2 separate regions of the Homo sapiens genome follow, and region 2 is linked to region 1. The links are chromatin contacts, found by Hi-C or POLR2A ChIA-PET in ENCODE. All regions are on one chromosome and are shown on one strand. Each heading gives the region's core, a stretch centred on a gene start or an enhancer-like site at or near the end of the contact. The rest is flanking DNA. Distances are from core to core; before and after follow the strand shown. Region 1 holds the start of OCIAD2 (OCIA domain containing 2). Region 2 has its middle 15 kb from the start of OCIAD1.

Evidence for each region. Hi-C counts contacts between places; a loop is a spot of excess contacts on that map. ChIA-PET counts read pairs that join two places held with the same protein, here RNA polymerase II (POLR2A). Pooled maps may share reads with other maps.
Region 2: a loop to region 1 is called in a pooled map, with 2.4 times the contacts of the local background. The contact joins the enhancer-like site here to the promoter of OCIAD2 in region 1. A Hi-C loop is called at or near these places in 2 of 168 maps with a recorded cell type or tissue (CD4-positive, alpha-beta T cell and aorta) and 4 of 50 pooled maps. POLR2A ChIA-PET finds 5 or more read pairs at or near these places in 5 of 52 experiments (CD4-positive, alpha-beta T cell, H1, OCI-LY7 and 1 more).

What each region holds. Positions count from the first base shown.
Region 1 is chr4:48,905,161-48,908,944 of GRCh38, forward strand. It overlaps OCIAD2 (OCIA domain containing 2), which reads right to left and starts at 1,614. Exons shown (of 7, transcript NM_001014446.3): 1 at 1,498-1,614. RefSeq lists a silencer at 1,292-1,551 and an enhancer at 1,842-1,921.
Region 2 is chr4:48,813,881-48,817,664 of GRCh38, forward strand. It overlaps a transcript of OCIAD1 not described here. Among named protein-coding and RNA genes, the nearest start is that of OCIAD1, 15 kb to the right of the region's middle. Within about 2 kb of position 1,836, at least 2 of the 41 ENCODE cell types and tissues checked have a DNase peak (open chromatin) inside an H3K27ac peak, as active enhancers do; they include OCI-LY7, where a contact is called at or near this core.

The sequences.
Region 1 (3,784 bases), core at 364-2,863:
AGCATCTTTGATAGAGATGCTAAATTTGGGTTTGGAAATGTTGGATTTGGGTGCCTGTGGGGGCAAACAGTGGAATTAGCCACTGTTAATATTTGACGATTTGGGTCTAGAGTTCCAGAACAGGGGTAGGCTAGAGAGATGAAGTTGGGAGCTGCCATCATAGAGATGAGAGTTAAAGCAGGGAACTTTAATAAATGTGTCTAAAAACAGTACTGGAGAATATGAACACTGAGCCCAAGGGAATATCGAAAAGAGAAGAAAGATTAAAAAAAAAAAAGCAGGCCAAGGAAATGACTGAGAAGGAATAGCTGATACAGAGGGGAGGGAATTTCTGAAGGAGGGAGTGAATCATCAACACCATCACATGGCTTAGAAAAGTGGACCCTGGATTTGGCAATGATGGACATAATCCAGGTGGACTTTGAGCCTCCTCCTGCCCCCAGTGGCCACTGCATTCTGCAGCCCTGAACTCTACCTCTACCTCTGCTTTTCTTCTGCAAAATGAACCTCTTATATACAATTCTGTTTCCTACATCAGTTACTAAACTTTGAGGCATTTGAGCCAAGGGGACCCGTACTCGCACCAAGTTTCATCACAGGTGTCTAATGTGATTACAGGGGCAGCACGGTGCCCTGCACGGGAAAGTACTGGGGTCAGAGAGACCAGAGTTCAAATCGTGACTCTTTACCCCTGCGATCCCTTTGGTGCAAATGACTTAATCCGTCTCTGCCTCAGCTTTCTCCACTGTTAATTGGGCATAATGGACACAACAATGGTGAGGGGCTCTTGCAGGAATGAAGACTAGGATGAGGATGAGGATGAGGGATACGTCCATAAAGCCCCTGCACACCTTCCATTTCCTGAGCACTCCCAGGAAGTCTTTGCTGACCACGCCAAATTAGATTATCTTTGCTTAGCCATTAGGCCGCTGCCCTATATTGGGAGGCAAATATACCTCTCAGCTTCGGTGGCCAGGTCCCCTGGCACCCACTTAGTCCTCAGTCTGCACCTAAAAGCAAGCCTTCCGAGGGTCTTGCCTTGCAGGTGTAGCTCCCACCCCCCACGCTGGGGTGGTCCGGGGACCCTCTGTTTCCTCAGTGGTGGGGAAGGGACCCGTGGGTTCGTGGGTGCTGACCGACGAATGTGCGGAGGAGGGCGCGCCCCAGCATGGGGGGCGGGGGTGCTTCTTAGGATGGCTTGGAGGGGGGCGCCTGCAGGGCTGGACGGCGGACGGGGGACACTGCACTTTCTGATGCGGTCGGGGAAGCCGGGAGTCAGCCTACTGGAGTCCGCTGCCATCCCTGGCCAGAAGCAGCCAGCGCCACCCCAAGCTCCCCAGCCCCTCGCCCGTGCCGGGGCCGCCGGGGTCCGAGTTAGGGGAGAGTGGGGGGCGGCCACCGCTGCACCGCGCGGCCTTCGAAGGACTGCCCTGCGGCGCCGCGTTCCCCCGAGGCCACCCCCTCCCGCCGTCAACACTCCCCGGGGCGGGGGCTCACCTGTGTGGTCTGGGTCGCCTCCGAGGCCGAGTCCCTCGTTGCCAAGCCCAGCAGGCCTCGCTCCCCCGTGACTGCACCGCCGGCCCGCTCCAGCTTCCCGAGTACCCCACCTGTCTCCCCGGCTTCCTTCCGGCCCTTTGTGTTTTCTTCTCTTGCTCCGCCCCCTCGCCTGCCCGCTAAGCACTTAAGCTGGTGAAGTCACCCTACTGCCACCTGGCAGTCACTTTCGCTGTTGGTGGCAACCCAGGCTGGAACCCAGCTCTTGCCGGAACCCCTGCCCCATCCTTGAGGCTTGTCCCGACACCGAGTAGGTTCTAGTTCCTTTGTGCCTTCCAAATGACTCCCTTCCTCCAGCAATCACAGCCGCAACAGCCATGTATTGCGCCCCCGCCCTAGGCCAGGCGTGGGCATCACCTTTGCACTCCTTTCTGCAGCCGTGTGTGGTGCCCACTGTGACCTGCACTTCACAGACGGGTCATCTGAGTTGTGCAGGCCACTAAGGGAGCCTGGAGTCAACCCCAGGCCTGCTTGGCTCCCAGGCCTTCTCTTTCCATTGCTCTTTGTCGGTCCCCTGCTGCCTCCTGTCCCTCCCCAACTCTGACTTGTGGAGGGAAGCCTTTGACATGTGGGGGTACCTTTAATACCGATATCACTTGTTACCGGAGAGGGGTCCCGATCCAGACCCCAAGCGAGGGTTCTTGGACTTCTCGCAAGAAAGAATTCGGGGTGAGTCCGTAGAGTGAGAGCAAGTTTATTAAGGAAGTATAGAAAACAGGCCGGGTGCGGTGGCTCACGCCCATAATCCCAACACTTTGGGAGGCAAAGGCAGGCAGATCACTTGAGCTCAGGAGTTCAGACCAGCCTGGCCAACATGGTGAAACACTCTCTCTACTAAAAATACGAAAAGTTAGCCAGGCATGGTGCTCTATGCCTGTAATCCCAGCTACTCGGGAGGCTGAGGCAGGAGAATCGCTTGAACTCCGGAGGCAGAGGTTGCAGTGAGCCGAGATTGCGCCACTGCACTCCAGCTTGGGCGACAGAGCCAGACTCTGTCTCAAAAAAAAAAAAAACAAAAAAAAAACAAAAAACAAGAAGAACAACAACAAAAAAGAATGGCTACTCCACTGGCAGAGCAGCTGTGTGGGCTGCTTAGCTAATTATACTGGTAGTTATTTCTTGATTCTATGCTAAACAAGGGGTGGATTATTCATGAATTTTCCAGGAAAAGGGTGGGCAATTCCCGGAACTGAGGGTTCCTTCACTTTTTAGACCATATAGGGTAACTTTCTGACGTTGCCATGGCACTTGTAAACTGTCATGGCCCTGGTGGGAGGGTCTTTTATCAGGCTAATGCATTAAAATTAGCATTTAATGAGTAATGAGGACGACCAGAGGTCACTTTCATGACCATCTTGATTTTGGTGGGTCTTGGCTGGCTTCTTTACTGAGTCCTGTTTCATCAGCAAAGTCTTTGTGACCTGTACCTTGTGCCAACCTTCTATCTCATCCTGTGACTAAGAATGCTGAACCACCTGGGAAGGCAGCCCAGTAGGTTTCAGCCTTATTTTACTCAGTCCCTATTCAAGATGGAGTGGCTCTTGTTCAAACACCTCTGGACACAGTTACCCCAGCCATGGCTGACAAAGTTTTCTGGGCTGAGCTGCCAGGACTGACTGAGTGTGTTGACTTGGAGAGAGGCTGTGGATCTCCACTGAAGGCCCTCTTCATTTCTCACCTTTTCCTATTGTGCGAATTGGTCCCTGTACCTGTGGCCGCTTCCTCCTCACGCCTCCCCGATCCACACCTCCAACTTGTTGTTTCTCAGATTCACACAGCTCTTTTCCACTGGAGGCCCTCCCCTGCCTGCAGCCTCTCCCGATTGGTCCTGTCCTGGCTTTTTCCTACTCCTTCTTTTTGACTGTTCCTCAGGAAAATCTTCCTTGACCCCAGCCTAAGGCAGGCCTTTCTTCTTTTTCATAGCACAGGACACTATTGTTTTCCTTCATAGCACTTATCACAACTCATTATGTACTTATTAGTGTGTTCATTTATATAAAGCATATTTTCCCTGCTGCAGAGTAATCTTCATGAGGTTCAGAACAAGATGGTGTCAGTTTTGTTCACCATTGTGTAGCATCTTGGATATAGAAGGGGCTCAATAAATATTTGTTGAATGAATGAATGAATGAATGAATGAATAAGTGAGCCTAGGTTCAATGACTGTCAAGATACTGTTGTTTTGGATGGTTCATTTCCCTAGTAGATCCTCCAGACCACATTCCTCCAT
Region 2 (3,784 bases), core at 586-3,085, 91 kb before region 1:
TTGGTGAGAGTTGTAAAAATATATGTTTTAAACTTTCAGAGAATAAAAATTTAAGACCCACTTTCTTAGAAGTTACTATTAATAAATAAATAATTTTGTAGTTCTAATCTCATTAAAAAAATTTTTTAAGACTGAGATTGATGTGTAGGACCCAGCTGCAAAATTCAAACCAGCTACATGCAGCTGCACTCTGGTTCCCCTAATTCATCTAACAGCTCTTAGTGTGTTCTATAAGTGGCAATAGAAAAGGCACAGCAGATGTGCAAGATGGCTCCTGAAATCTAAAGAGGGACAGATGGTTCTCGGTTTGATTGACAGCATGAGGAGCACTGTAGAAAGGGTCACCTCCTGTGGAGGGGTTTTTTTTTTTTTTTTAATCCTTGCCTCTGCCTGAAAATGAAACTGTCCAAGAAAGAAAAGCAGAGTATGGCTATTCAGAAAGCCTTTTTTTTTTTTTTTCAAATATTTGTTATAGTGAAATTATAAAGTCACCTAGACGTGGAAAAAACTCTCCTCTAACTTTTGACTGAGAGCTGACTCTTCATATTTATAACAAAGTAGACAGATTGGTGTTTGAATGCAATACTCAGAATATTGGAGATAGAGCTGGAATTAAGGCAAAAACAAAAATAACATAATTTACACAACAGCATCGATTAGAGCTGGAATAATGATCACTGGAAGCCCTATTTTCCCCTTAAAAATAAACTTTTTGTTTTAAATTTTAATTACAAAGTTAGACAAATTATTTGCAATAGTTTACCGGGAATGGTTCTAAATTAACAATATAGGCTATATCACTTTTATGCTTACCTCTCTCTCTCTCTTTTCCAAACTCCTTTCTAGTACTTTAAATCTTCAAGAAAAACAAAAAAGAACTCACATTTTCTGCATGCAAACCAAGTCCTGGATGCTGTGTTAGGTACTTTATAACTTTATATGATTTAGTATCTCAGAGGTATTAATAGATTCTTCTTAGGTTCATATTCATACTGACACATGGGCTCCATGATTTTATTGATGCTTCTCTTCATCTTCTGCTGAAAAAAGGAAAACAAGAACAAAATATGCCTCAAAATAATAGTCTATATATTAAGATACATTCTGGGAGTCCAGGATTTGTGAAGTCCTCTTAAACCATTTCTAGAAGAGGCTGGGTGCAGTGGCTCACGCCTGTAATCTCAGCACTTTGGGAGGCTGAGGTGGGCAGATCATGAGGTCAGGAGTTCGAGACCAGTCTGGCCAACATAGTGAAACCCCATCTCTACTAAAAATACAAAAAATTACCCGGATGTGGTGGTGTGCACCTGTAATCCCAGCTAGTCAGGAGACTGAGGCAGGAGAATTGCTTGAAACCAGAAGGCGGAGGTTGCAGTGATCTGAGGTCGCGCCACACTCCAGCCCGGGGAACAGTGTGAGACTCCATCTCAAAAAAAAGAAAAGAATAAATTATTTCTAGAAGAAATTCACACAGTGGCAGATGCAAGATTTCTCTCTAGACAAGACTCAGGATTGACAATGTATTTGCAAGAAATAGCTGGGAGGTAATTGTCTTGAAACTTCATTTGCATGAAACTATGCTTTTTTGGAATGACCTGCAAAACCTGCCAGGGAATTTACATTTCTTGGTAAGCCTGCTTTTTGGAGGATCTTTAAGAAGTGCTGCAGTTTGATAAAAGTCTGAAAACTACAGTAGATCTGACATATGAACAAATATTTACTTCTGTGACTCATGAACTGAACTAGATTCTGATAATGTAGACAGGGCTATCTCAGTTCTTGTAAAATTCTCAAATCTCTACTCCACTGGCTTGGAGGAAATCAAACTGTTGAACTAGACAGCAGCTCAGAAACCCCAGGGTCGCAAATGACTTTCCCTTTCACTTCCCATCGCCTCTGTTTTAATGACAACAAAGCTTTTTGTGGCCAAGGCATAAATTCATTGAATATGAAATATTTACATTCCACCATCTAGTCAACATCATATTCTTTCAGCTCTCCCACATAGGTAATCCCGCACATACCTGTTCTTTGGCATCATACTGACTACTAGATCTTTGATACTCTTAATTTTATCCCTATCTGATTGTTTTCTTTTCATCCCTACTTAGCTTCAATTCCATTGCCAATAATTTCAACCATTCTCTTGCCAATATCTTCAACTACTTTGTCTTTCTGTCACAAATGTATAAAGTGGCCTGTATTCTATAACTTTCATTACCTTCTTCCTGCTAGTCACACAGGATGGGTAAGCCCTTCTCCCATTTATGTCGACTTATCCACCTGTGCATTTCTCGCTCTCTCTCTGTTTAGACATTCTATGCCAATATGTCCCAATCTTTTTAATATCATGGCACACATAGAAAAACGCTAATCTTTGTGCAGTTCATTAGAATAAACTGGAGGCGATCAGGACATCTATATAGCGCTTAGTTGATATATGCTAATGGCAATTAAAAATACAAAATATAGTCAAGAGATTGAGACCATCCTGGCCAAAAAATTAGCTGGGCATGGTGGCACATGCCTGTAGTCCCAGCTACTCAGGAGGCCGAGGCAGGGGAATCGCTTGAACCTGGGAGGCGGAGGTTGCAGTGATCTGAGATCACGCCACTGCACTCCAGCCTGGCAACAGAGCAAGAGTCCGTCTAAAAGGAAAAAAAAAAAAAGGAAGATAATAAATACTGGCTTTTGTTGAATAAATATTGACTTTTATAAAACTTTGAAATAATATCTTTTAAAACTTGGGCTTGCTTCTCAAAATACAACTTCTTAACTGTTTATTATTAGGCTTAAATTTGAAACGGTGGCAGGGCACCGTGGCTCACGCCTGTAACCCCAGCACTTTGGGAGGCCAAGGCAGGAGGAACACCCGAGATCAGGAGTTTGAGACCAGCCTGACCAACATGGCGAAACCCTGTCTCTACTAAAAATACAAAAATTAGCTGGGCATGGTGGCACACACCTGTGATCCTGCTACTCGGGAGGCTGAGAGAAGAGAATCGCTTGAATCTGGGAGGTGGAGGTTGCAGTGAGTGGAGATTGGGCCACTGCACTCCAGCCTGGGTGACAGAGCGAGACTCCCTCCTCCCCAAAAAAAGGGGTGGGAGAGGGGCCAAGATGGCTGAATAGGAACAGCTCTGGCCTGCAGCTCCCAGCAAGACCAACGCAGAAGGTGGTTGATTTCTGCATTTCCAGCTGAGGCACCCAGTTCATCTCACTGGGACTGGTTAGGCAGTGGGTCCAACTCATGGAGAGTAAGCAGAAGCAGTGTGGGGCGTTGCTTCACCCGGGAAGTGTAAGGAGCCAGGAACCTCCCTCCCCTAGCCAAGGGAAGCCATGAGGGACTGTGCTACCCAGCTGGGTTACTACACTTTTTCCACGGTTTTTGCAATCTGCAGATCAGGAGATTCCTACCGGGGCCCTGGGTTTCAAGCACAAAACTGGGCGGCTGTTTGGGCAGACACTGAGCTAGCTGTAGAAGTATTTTTTCATACCCCCAGTGGCACCTGGGACTGTGCTACCCAGCCGGGTTACTACACTTTTTCCATGGTTTTTGCACTCTGCAGATCAGGAGATTCCCACCAGGCCCCTGGGTTTCAAGCACAAAACTGGGGGGCTGTTTGGGCAGACACCGAGCTAACTGCAGAAGTATTTTTTCATACCCCAGTGGGGCCTGGAACACCAGTGAGACAGAATTGTTTACTCCCCTGGAAAGGGGGCTGAAGCCAGGAAGCCAAGTGGTCTAGCTCAGTGGGTTCCACTTCCATGGAGCCGAGCAAGC